2 separate regions of the Mus musculus genome follow, and region 1 is linked to region 2. A link is a contact called in ENCODE Hi-C or POLR2A ChIA-PET data. All regions are on one chromosome and are shown on one strand. Each heading gives the region's core, a stretch centred on a gene start or an enhancer-like site at or near the end of the contact. The rest is flanking DNA. Distances are from core to core; before and after follow the strand shown. Region 1 holds the start of Fggy (FGGY carbohydrate kinase domain containing). Region 2 has its middle 99 kb from the start of Gm12707.

What was found. Hi-C counts contacts between places; a loop is a spot of excess contacts on that map. ChIA-PET counts read pairs that join two places held with the same protein, here RNA polymerase II (POLR2A).
Region 1: a loop to region 2 is called in a map of heart, with 2.0 times the contacts of the local background. The contact joins the promoter of Fggy here to the enhancer-like site in region 2. A Hi-C loop is called at or near these places in 1 of 37 maps with a recorded cell type or tissue (heart). POLR2A ChIA-PET finds 5 or more read pairs at or near these places in 1 of 5 experiments (Patski).

The regions. Positions count from the first base shown.
Region 1 is chr4:95,553,948-95,559,127 of GRCm38, reverse strand. Fggy (FGGY carbohydrate kinase domain containing) reads right to left here and starts at 1,621. Exons shown (of 16, transcript NM_001113412.1): 1 at 1,537-1,621. Gm40206 (a long non-coding RNA gene) reads left to right here and starts at 1,762. Exons shown (of 2, transcript XR_867942.1): 1 at 1,762-2,309; 2 at 4,504-5,180.
Region 2 is chr4:95,383,228-95,388,883 of GRCm38, reverse strand. No RefSeq gene overlaps it. Among named protein-coding and RNA genes, the nearest start is that of Gm12707, 99 kb to the left of the region's middle. Within about 2 kb of position 3,268, at least 1 of the 3 ENCODE cell types and tissues checked has a DNase peak (open chromatin) inside an H3K27ac peak, as active enhancers do; it is heart, where a contact is called at or near this core.

The sequences.
Region 1 (5,180 bases), core at 372-2,871, 170 kb before region 2:
ATGATGCTGGAATGCTTAAAATCTCAGCAAATGGAATCTAAAATATACAGTTAATTGTATGTCAGTCACTACTACATGGGGCTGCTACTAACTACCCTGGCTGAGAACACCTCTCTGCCTGCGATCATCTCAAGAGTTAAATGATCTCTATGGCACAATCCAGACAAAGAACTATGTCAGACTCCCCTTCTGGCTGGGAGTTTAAAGACGGGGCTTTCCCCAACCTGGTGTTGTTGTTGTTGTTGTTGTTGTTGTTGTCGTCGTCGTCCTTAAAAAGGCTAATAATTGGCTGTAGTTTTTAGATAAAGGTTATAGAAAAAGAACTAAATTCCAGAAGACAAAGCCCAGCAAAATTCATGAGAGCCTGGATAAGAACCTGGCACCCTTCCCAGAAACACAGTGCTCCACCAACTGGGTTATTCCCTCCTCCTTACTTGCAAACTTTGACTTCCTAATCCTAAGCCACCCCCCCCCCTCAAAAAAAATCATCCATAGGCCCTCCTCATCCCCTATTTTCCACCCCAGACCCCATCAGTCAGGAGCAGTCCTCTGGGGCTCTTATTCATACAGCCAGGGCAGAAGCCTTTAAGTCAAGACCAAGCATGACAGCTGCATTAGAAGGAGACTCCAGAAGACAGACTAGCAGCACCCCCAGCTAGCAACAGAAAAGAGAAACATCAGGACTCACATAGCTCACAGTAAAGACGGGAAACCCTTTAAAAAGGACAAGAAAATGAAACAAAAGACAAATCTACAAATCCAGCCACAAACTCAGACTTTAATTCTTCCTTATGGATTTGCTCCCTAAAAGCACAATCCAATGGGACCTTTTGAATTGACACACACACACTTGATCAAAAAAGAGTCAAACTTGGCCACAGTTTGCCCTTTAACTAGGAGAAGAAATTCGAGCTAAAATGTAAGCAGTGCTCCAGTGAATGGACCAGTGACAGAGGAGTTCCCCCACAGTGTGTGTCTCCATCCTGAAATGGTCATGAAGTTCATAAACATGGAAAGATCCCCCTATACCCTTCCTGGCCTGCAGCCCTGTAACAAGACAGATGGCATTATCCCATTTAAACTGAAGTACGCACCAAACACTATCTCCAGATGCTCAGCTTCTATAGCCTTAAACAGCACCAGCCTTGAAACGCTTTTACATTGCCAAACTTGAAATCAACGACTTAAAATGTTTAGAGAATTGTCCCCAAATTGGGGTGCGGGGCGGGGGTGCATTGCAAAATTCTCTTTTCTGGGAGAAAGAAAAAACACTTTATTTAATTAACTGTACACTACTCAGAGAGATAGGGCCTTAGGCCCCAGACATCTGTAGGGCAGTCATTGGGATGCAGTAAAGGCCTCTCCCTTGGGCAAGACACCTCACCCAGAATACACAAGAAACTGAAAGGCCAACCAGTGGCCTGGCTGTGAGACCCAAAGGTGAAGGAGGGAAACATTTAGCAGGCTAGAGAAGCTTTTGGGGGGAGCTGGCTAAGAGCCTGCGTGCCTGCAAGAACCCCTGGGAGGGTCACTTACTTGTCCAATATGAAATCACATTCTAGCTAGCAGGCCAGCAGGCCACCATGCACAGCCGCACCGCACCCAGCAGGGCGGTCCAAACAAGCTGTGACTCCGCCCGCTTCAGTCCAGCCCCTCCAGCAACCCTTGTAAGGAGCAACCTGATTGGTCCTTTGAAACGGGCACCGTGAATGGCCAGTACTTGTGAGCCCTGCTCCTCCCCACTGTACTGTAAGTCTTGGGTTTGCATTTCAAAATCCTTTCGCTGCCTGGATTTTAAAGATGCCCAGGCAACAGAGACGGCTCAATCTAAGCAATCCCCTCTGAGCGCCAGCTAACCTAGCCAACCTACAGTATGTGGTGGATATTTCCTGTTAAATCGCCCTCGGCTGAGCACCAGGATTGCTATGGGCTTCAATTCCTTGAACCCTTTATACCTGGTGCTTTTCAGGAACTCTCACACTTTATGCTGTGGTCGAGGCTTTGAGGTAGAGACGACACCGTAAATCTAAAAGATAGATGACCCCTGCCTTTGAGAAGTTGACATACCAGTAAGCTACATGGACTCTCGGTACCCTCATCGCTAGATACTGAGAGTCCAAAACCGGTTTGGCTTTTTTTTTTTCTTTTTTTTCTTTTTTCTTTTCCTGGGGACTATTCCAAGGTTGCGAAAACCAACCCTTCTCGATAACAGAGACTTCCTTAGTCAGACCTAGTGTGTTTATTATGTTAAGACTAGTATCCACATGACCTGAGAGTAAACGAGTGATCGATCTCTCTCCGTCATCCAGGTAAGAACTCGGTGAGGCTGAGGCCACAGGATTAGTCCTGCACTCTCCTGGAGGTCTTGGTTTGGATTTATTTTCCTCTACACAAGCAGTGTTCAACCTTCTTTGGTGACCTATATCAGATATTTACATTATGATTCATAACAATAGCAAAAGTAGATATGTGAAGTAACAAAAAATATAATTTTATGGTTGGGTCACAACAACCTGAGGAACTATTATAAAGGGTCTCAGCATCCGGACAGTTAAGAACCTAACTGTTAAGATCTACACTATGATTGCATTTCCAGCTATTCAAAAAATTGTCTGCACAGTCTCAGATCTGTTACTTAGTCATGTGGACCAAGCATACAACGGGAATTATAATATTAAGACCTGGTTGTCTTTCTTTCCGGAGCACTATGAAGAACAAATTAAGTACCAGACATGTATATGTTTTGCAAAAGTTTGGATGCTTAATACACATGCTACATTGGCTCAGCTCTTCCTTAATGTATCCCAGAAATGCAACGCGCCTGTTGCCTCACAGTCTATGGCTTGGGTGGGAACCTGAAAGGTCTCCTCGTTGCTAAACATAAACTAGTGTGTTGGCCTTTGTGGATAGCTGTTTCTCGTCTTTGCTGTATTTGAGTTTTTATTTGAGTCCTCTTAAATAGCATATGACCAGTAGCAAAAATAGTGTTGTGGCTGGGCCTCCAGCAGCCATTTTAAACAATAAAAGGACCTTGGGATAAAAGGCACACAGAGGAAAGAAACACGGTGAAAGAAAGTGAGTCCCTAATGCTGTGTACACCAGACCAGGCTGAGTCCAAAAGACCCCACAGCTCAACTAGCACTAGAAATCAGGTGACTGACCTCTACTACAGAACCATCTGAAACTACATCACAGAAATGTTGTGCAAACGGTCGGATGCTTAATACCTATTATGCATTGCCCCAGCTCTTCCTTAACCTATCCCAGAACGGAATGTGTCTGCTGCCTCAGGGACTATGGGAAATGTACATTTTCAGGCTACAATTTATGGAAAGAAATAACAAATCTTGAGTACTTTATAAAATACTAGCTGACACAATGTGGCTGAAAAACAGAAGAGGAAATGGCTCCATGCAGAAGGCAGCAAGCACATGGGATTGCCTTTCTTCATTAACAGTCTGCTCTCTGAAAATCTAACTCACTCCAAGAAACCAGCATCAATCCCATTGGAACCCAGTATTCCCAGTGACATAATTACCTCCCACAAGTCCTCACAACTTACATGTTCTACCACTTGTCAACATCACCACACTGGGGACCAAGCTTCCAGCATATGAATCCTGTGGAGACTAGATCAAAGCATATCTAAATTACAGCAGTAGAGTATACAGATGTATACATATGAAGTCATGCTCACTCTTATACACATGTAGTCACACAGCTGCAAATTAAATCATGATACAAACAGATATACATAGACACACTGATAGAAATCACACAACCACATGTGTAGCCAACCACACTTTGTATGACCATATTTGTATAGTCTTACATTACCACTTCATCCTCATATATCATACATATAATTATATTTAGGCACACAAGCACATAAATTTAAAGATACAGAAAAGCATATGTACACAAATAAACAGATGTATGCATAGGCATACATGAATACATAACATCGTTAATGTAAACAATTCCTCATCTACTTTACATGACAGATTTCTGTTAACAAATGTTCTACAGGGAAAAGAAGAATGTGTTCACTTTTTGCAAATGTTCATTGTTTTCATTCATTAGTCATTGAGTATTTGATGGCAATATATAGATATAAGATAATAAAGAGTACACTCAGAAATGATAGTGGCATCTGAGTGCTAAGGTCTGTCATAAAAATTAATGACATTATTGCATAACATATGGGCCAGAATTCCTCTTGGATCATATATTCTCAAATATTTATTGCTCCCATATCCTTGAATAGTTTGAATGCCTCTGGAGTTGTAAATAATGACATCAAGATGTAAGATTATAAGGATTATAAATTATTAAGGATTATAAATAATTCTTTGCATTGCTTGAAAAACTGTAACTCAAATTTGTTGAAGCAAATAGCCACTTTTATTGATTCACACAATTGGGTGATTTAAGAAGAAACTGAAACTCATAAGAGTCATCCAGGAATTCCAATTATGTCTTAAATGACCATTTATTCTCCAGGTTTCATCTCTTAATTCCTATGATTGCTCCATACTCCAGTGGGATCATGCCACACAGCAGAAAATATGGCAATCAAGTGCTTTGACATCACCATACCTTCATGAATCTTGGTTGAAGAAAGGCAATAGTATCGTCATACTCACAGTTCTTGTAAGAATACCAGATATGTGTCCAACCCTAGGGATGGGCTGGGAAGATGTGAGCCTCACACTGGTGAAAGAGACAAGATGGGGATGGTGAAAAGATATTATAAGGCCATGAATGAATATCAAAAAATGTACTGGAAGAAAGTAGAAAAGAGGAGATCTAAAGCTTTGTGACAGTATTTATAAGAAATGATGAACTCACATACTAAGACGGCATTCTTGTGATGTTATAATCTCACACATTCAAAACAAACTATGGTGAAGAAAAGAAAAAGACCTAGAGGGGCCTGCGGAGGGAAAGTGACTGAGCCAAACTGTGAATGGACATGATGAAACTATCCCAGTCAGTGAGAATGTTGAAAGCCTTGATAGATGTTCATGTCTCATAAACACATCTATTTGAAATTACATGTTTCAGTATGTGTCAATTTTACATCTAATGTAAAAAGCAAGATGTAGCATAGCTGGAAGTATGGGGTAATAGGAACGATGTAAGAATTAGCAATGGAAAGATTCTGGTAGTTGTTGGAT
Region 2 (5,656 bases), core at 2,019-4,518:
TTCTTGCTTGCTTTGTGGAGCCCAAATGCCTCTTACTAGACCACTCACTGGCATTCTCTAATCTTTTTCCTCTTTGGCTGCACACTTCATTAAAGCCTTGCCGTCTTCCTGCAAACATCTTGGCCTCAGTTCAGCTCAATGGTCAAAAACAGGGCACACCCAATTTCCAAATTCTTGCAGATTGTAACATTTGCCACTGCTGAAGCAAATGCTCCTCCAAATACCTTCTCTCTACGCTTCTCTGCTCTCCAGTCTTGAAACTCTCTTATCTCTAAGCTTTCTTTCCTCTCTACTCTCAAAACGTCTCTTACAACCACTGCTTAAACTGTCTGGATCTCAGGATTTTTAAGTTTATTCCATATGATTAAAATATCTATAAAATCTGTAATGAAAAGCTAACTTAAAATTTTTAAGAGAAATGGTTGATAGTTTAAAAAAATCTTTACACAGATAATCTTAATTTAGAGCAGCATGCTTGTACGTAACACAGATTCAACTTCTGTTTAAAAACTAGATTTGCTATAGCAAACGATTTACACATACCTTGGACTCAATTCTTGTTTATATAAAATAGAACATACTAATAACTTATATCTAACGATTAAAGTTTATACATTCCTAAGGTCTACTCAAGGTAGCAGAAACTAACATGAAGGTATATGTATAGCATCTTTGTATTGCTTTTCTATGTTAAATTTTAGCTATTTAGATAAATTGCATCACACTAAAACTATCAAATATGCTGTAATGGTATGCTATAAAAGGATTGGGAAAATAAAGTACTCGATCTCTCTGTGAACTGTATTTATAGTTTAAAGTTTTCTTTTGATGCTAAAGGATCTTCAGTTGAATCTTCAAATTTTAATAGGAATAAAACTGTAAAATCCTAATCTTATAAAAACAAGTAACTTATTGTAAACTGGTAAAGATAACTAAGGCATTTAAGTTAATGGTCAGTCAACTTATAAATGATCAAATTCCTCAATGTGCTCAGAACTATGCTTTGCAGTCATGCTAAATACAAATATAAAATTCATCTATTGGGATAAACTTTAACCTTCTGTATATGTTGTCAATGTTAAGCCTAAAGCAAGTAACTAAAACAAAGTAAAGTTTGCTTAAAGTCAGCTATACTTAATAAATTAGATGATGGCTCTCAAACTACTCAGAGATCTGATGAATATGACATTGAAGGTATTTAATAAACAGACTTCCCCTAATAGAAATAGTAGCTTCTGGTAGCAGCAGCTAAGTCTACCTCCAAAAGAAGACAGGCAGCAACAGACTCCACCTGGAGTTTGCTTTGAGTGTAGTAACATTGAGTACTAAGTAAAAGACTATATCGTGCCTCGCCTGCCTACTGTCTGGCCCTTCCCAAACTATAGACACTACTGGGCAGACTGCTCCTCTGCCTCCTCAAGGTAGGGCAATCCCAAAAGTTTTTTCTCCACAGAAAAAAATCTCTCAGAGCTTCTGGGTCTGGTGCCTGAAAGCTGACGCTGCTCTGTGTGGCATTTAAAAACTTAGTACTGTCCTTTGAGGTGGCAGATGACTGACAAACAAAGCCATCAAGATCACCATGGAGGATCCCAGGCTGTCTGTCCAGATAGGGAGTAAGTCTGCCGTTAAAAAAAAATATCAATCCTTTGTGAATTTCATATCATACGCTACAGTCCTATTCACCTCCCTGTCCCTTCCTATCCTCTCTCCACCCTTGGAACATCCCCCTTCAAAAGAAAAACAAAAACAACAAACAACAGAAAACAAACAAACATCATGGAGGCTTTAATGTGTCACAGTGTGTGCCATTGTACACCCTTTGCAAATATTCATCACAGTGAGTCACTGGTCTGGATCGAAGCCTCCATTATCAATACCGGATCGTCACTGGGACTCCTCTCTGATATCCTCTTGCTGCCCTGTGTCATGGAGATTCTTTAGCTTTATATCTATGGGACAGCTCCTTCTTTTGTTCCATAAGTTCATAGCTGAAGTAGCTGCTGAGGTGGGCCAACTCAAAGCCCTGGATCTGGGACTGGGTGAAAGCTGAGTTGGTTAACCCCCCAGCTCTCCCATACCTACACCACCAGAGCAAGCTCTCCAACACTGGCTAGCTCACCCAATGCCACAGCTAGCAATGGGCAGGGTTGGCTTTCCTGCTCTCATGCCCTTGGGCCGGCTCCACTGAGCTACCCAATGAGGTGTCTCTGTTGTTCTTAATTAATACAGCGGCCACTTGGTTTGTACTTTTTGCTCAAATGTATTTATTTTTCTCAGATCTTTGTGATGGTAATGGTGGCAAGCCCTAGCTTCATCAGTTTGGCAACAACAGCTGACTTACCTGGCTCCTCCCACCAAGGCTGCATCTAGCTGGCCAACCCATTTCCTAAATGCTTTGCTTCCCTTAGAGCTACAAGGTCTCCTGCTGAGAAAAGCAAACTCAGAGGCAAGTTTATCTTACTGACAGGCTTCACACTGCAAAAGATAAACTCTCAAAACAGGTTCCATGAAAGACAGAAATCAAGCTACCATGCTGCTGTTATTGACTAAAAATTTACTTTTTACTGTTTCTTTTTAAAGATAGAACTTGCTTTTCCAGGGACTGCTTTTAGTATTCAAGCATCTGTGCCTCACAGAAAATGACTGAACGCTTCCAGATTTGTGGGGGAGGGGAATGTTGAAAGTCTAGGTAAGTCATGAAGGCCTGAGGAAAGGGATCTAAGGTTAAGTTAAAAGAAAAAATGAGACTTAAAGGTGATACATGATGTTAAGGCTTCAAAATGCAAAGTTTAACATTACTCACTGGGGTTCTGTTAGGTTATTAATCTACTCTAAGCAATTGTTATGATGGTCACTCGCCCCAAAAATTTAAATTTCCTTTGGTTGTTTTCTAAATATAGACTTAAAAGTACCTCTTGTGCTAAAAACATCTCTGTCCAGTCTATATATAGCCTCAAGCTCTTCTTCCTCTTTGTTCTCTTTCCTGCTGAGAAATTTCTGTCATGTTACAAAAAAAAAAAAGAAATGTTTATGCTACTATTCTGTTGATAGCGTTTCAGCCTTGTTTTGCTATGGCTCCGATCCAGACGTCTGCTGTCACTGTTTACAGACACGTATTAACTTCTTTCTCCACAATGACGATTGCAGTGCAGATCACAGACCTTTGTCCCCAGTCTGTATCTGTCCCAGCAGATTTCCAGTCAGCTGACACCATCCAGGAACCCAAAGGCAGCCCCGATGACTGCTCTGAAATGGCCTACACTTTGCCAGCCCCAAGTTATCCTGCCGAAGAAGCCCTCTACCTGGTGAGCCTGTCCAGTCCAGTGAAAGAGAACTTGCTTGCAAAGTACAGCTTCCAAGGGCCGACTCCAAGGCTATCCTCCGGTGTTCCTTGGGCCCTTAGCACCTACAATTCCTGCTCCCTAATTTCGACTCATATTCTAGCCTTCCTAGACTTTCCTACCTCTGACCATGGCCCTGCCCAGCGGAGAAGCAGTTATAGAAGGGAGGGACCTGTTGCACTTTATCATCAACAAAAGGCTGGAATGTTAGGTCTCAGGCAATCCAAGTATGCAGAAATGAGCTCAGTGGCCTATAGAAGGATTTGTGAAGGGTAGATAAAAGCCAGCATTCCTGGGGATCTTGCAAAACTGATTTTGATCTGCCAAAATAAATCATTTTCCTTAGCTCTTGCAGATGGGACATATGGCTACCTGTGGTGCCAATCAGCATATCAAAGTGCATGCTGGCCATCAGGCTTCCTCAGTATCACAAGTACATGTCTCACCTTTCCTAGTCTATGCTAGCATCCTGCCCTTCCCTCCCTCCCCTCCAGCTACTTCTCCTCCACTCTCTCCATCTCTATTCCTACACTTGCTACTCTCTATCCCCCAACTATCTCTCTCCCTATTTCTTGCTATCCTCTTGCTCTCTCAATATGCTTTGTTCTCTAACTCTTGCTTTCATCTCCTGTATACTTTCTTGCTTCCCTATCTCTGGTCATGTCCAGTCTCTTTCTCTCTGCTCTGGACTCTCCCAAATGCCTCTAGATATTTTCCATTAAAAACCTTTTCCCTAATGTAACAGTCATGTAGGCCGTCTCTTTACTGTACAGTCATGTAAGCCGTCTCTTTACTGTACTCCCTTGCGTACACTTATCACATGTAAGCATGTGAAATGTATGTTTTTCTTAGTCTGGCTGGAAGGGTGAAGTTAGTTACAACTTCAGCCTACACCTGTTGGAAGGACTGGATGGGTCCATGCACACAAACCATTTAGTGCTAGCGCCCAGCTCAGGAATACCATCAGCTTGTCAAATGAAGGGAAGGATAATCAGTGAGCAATGACGCTTTAGATGCTGCAAATGAGCTTCAAACTTTAGTATCTATGGGATTGGTCAGGAGCTTATCAAAACGAAGACCTTGCTTTTCAGAGATGTGGCTCATTACATCTAGGATGGAAGTGGCCCAAATTTATTTTTCATAGTTTACTGATCACTACAGTCTGTAAATTTTGTCGCATTGCTGTCTTCCTGAACCTATATATTGGTCCCTGGCCAATTATAGATTTTCAAGAAGAGGGGACTGGACCTATAGTCTCACTGTTTCCAGTACAAAGAAGTCAGAACTGGGGATTCTGAAATGTGTCTGGAGCCTCCCTACAGAAAATCTCAACATCAGGGGACTGGAGAGATCTCTCAGTGGTTAAGCACACTGACTAGTCTTCCAAAAATTGTGAGTTTAATTCCCAGCAACCACATGGTGGCTCACAACCATCCATAGTGGAATCTGATGCCCTTTTCTGGTGTGTATGAAGACAGTGACGGCATACTTACATAAAACTAAATAGGTCTAAAGAACAAAGCAACCCTCAACATTATAGCCACCATTGTCTTGTGCAGAATGTCCCACAGCTGCAACCTTGTTGTCTTCCTCAACAGCATCAACATGTAAGTGATGTATTACATAAAAGTGGCCTTATCTGCTCTCATCCTCACAACACCTCCATGAGGGAGGAAACTGAGGCTCGGAGTTTGTGTCTGAAGTCATGAAGCAAACAAGCAGTCCTTTAGGCTGCAATGTAGGCATTGAGAATTGCCAAGTCTGAGCACCTCCCTGAAGCTCAGCAGACAGACAGAGGAGAACCAGGGAGGAGCGGCACTCTTGGCCTGCTGGGGCAGGTAAGCTACAGGATCTGGTGTATGTGTGCCTGCGTGTGTGTGTATTGCCAGGAAATTCCTGATTATAGGTCACTGCACAAAACGGAGATTTTTTTCCTTATACGCAGATACTATAAATATAGGCTCTTAAATCACCCTGACTTCATCTCTAACCAATCAGTCCCTGCCAGTTTGCATGCTATACATGTATGCATGACTCAAAGGACCCTCGGGCAGAGGGTGGGTTAAAAACCAATCAGACAATACTAATTTTCATAAATGGGAACTCCTTGTCTTCTCTGTTGGCTGTTCAGCTAATCGTGAGTCATGAATTTCCTTTTTAGGGTAACATTTACCATAGGGCATGGCTGGTCCTAGGGTTTACGTAATATCCATTTACTGATGGGAAACATGTTCTTAAAGCATTACCTAATGATAGATTTTATCTGATAAATAGTCCTCTGGATTAAACAAAAAAAATGTTGAGGAAAAGCTGTG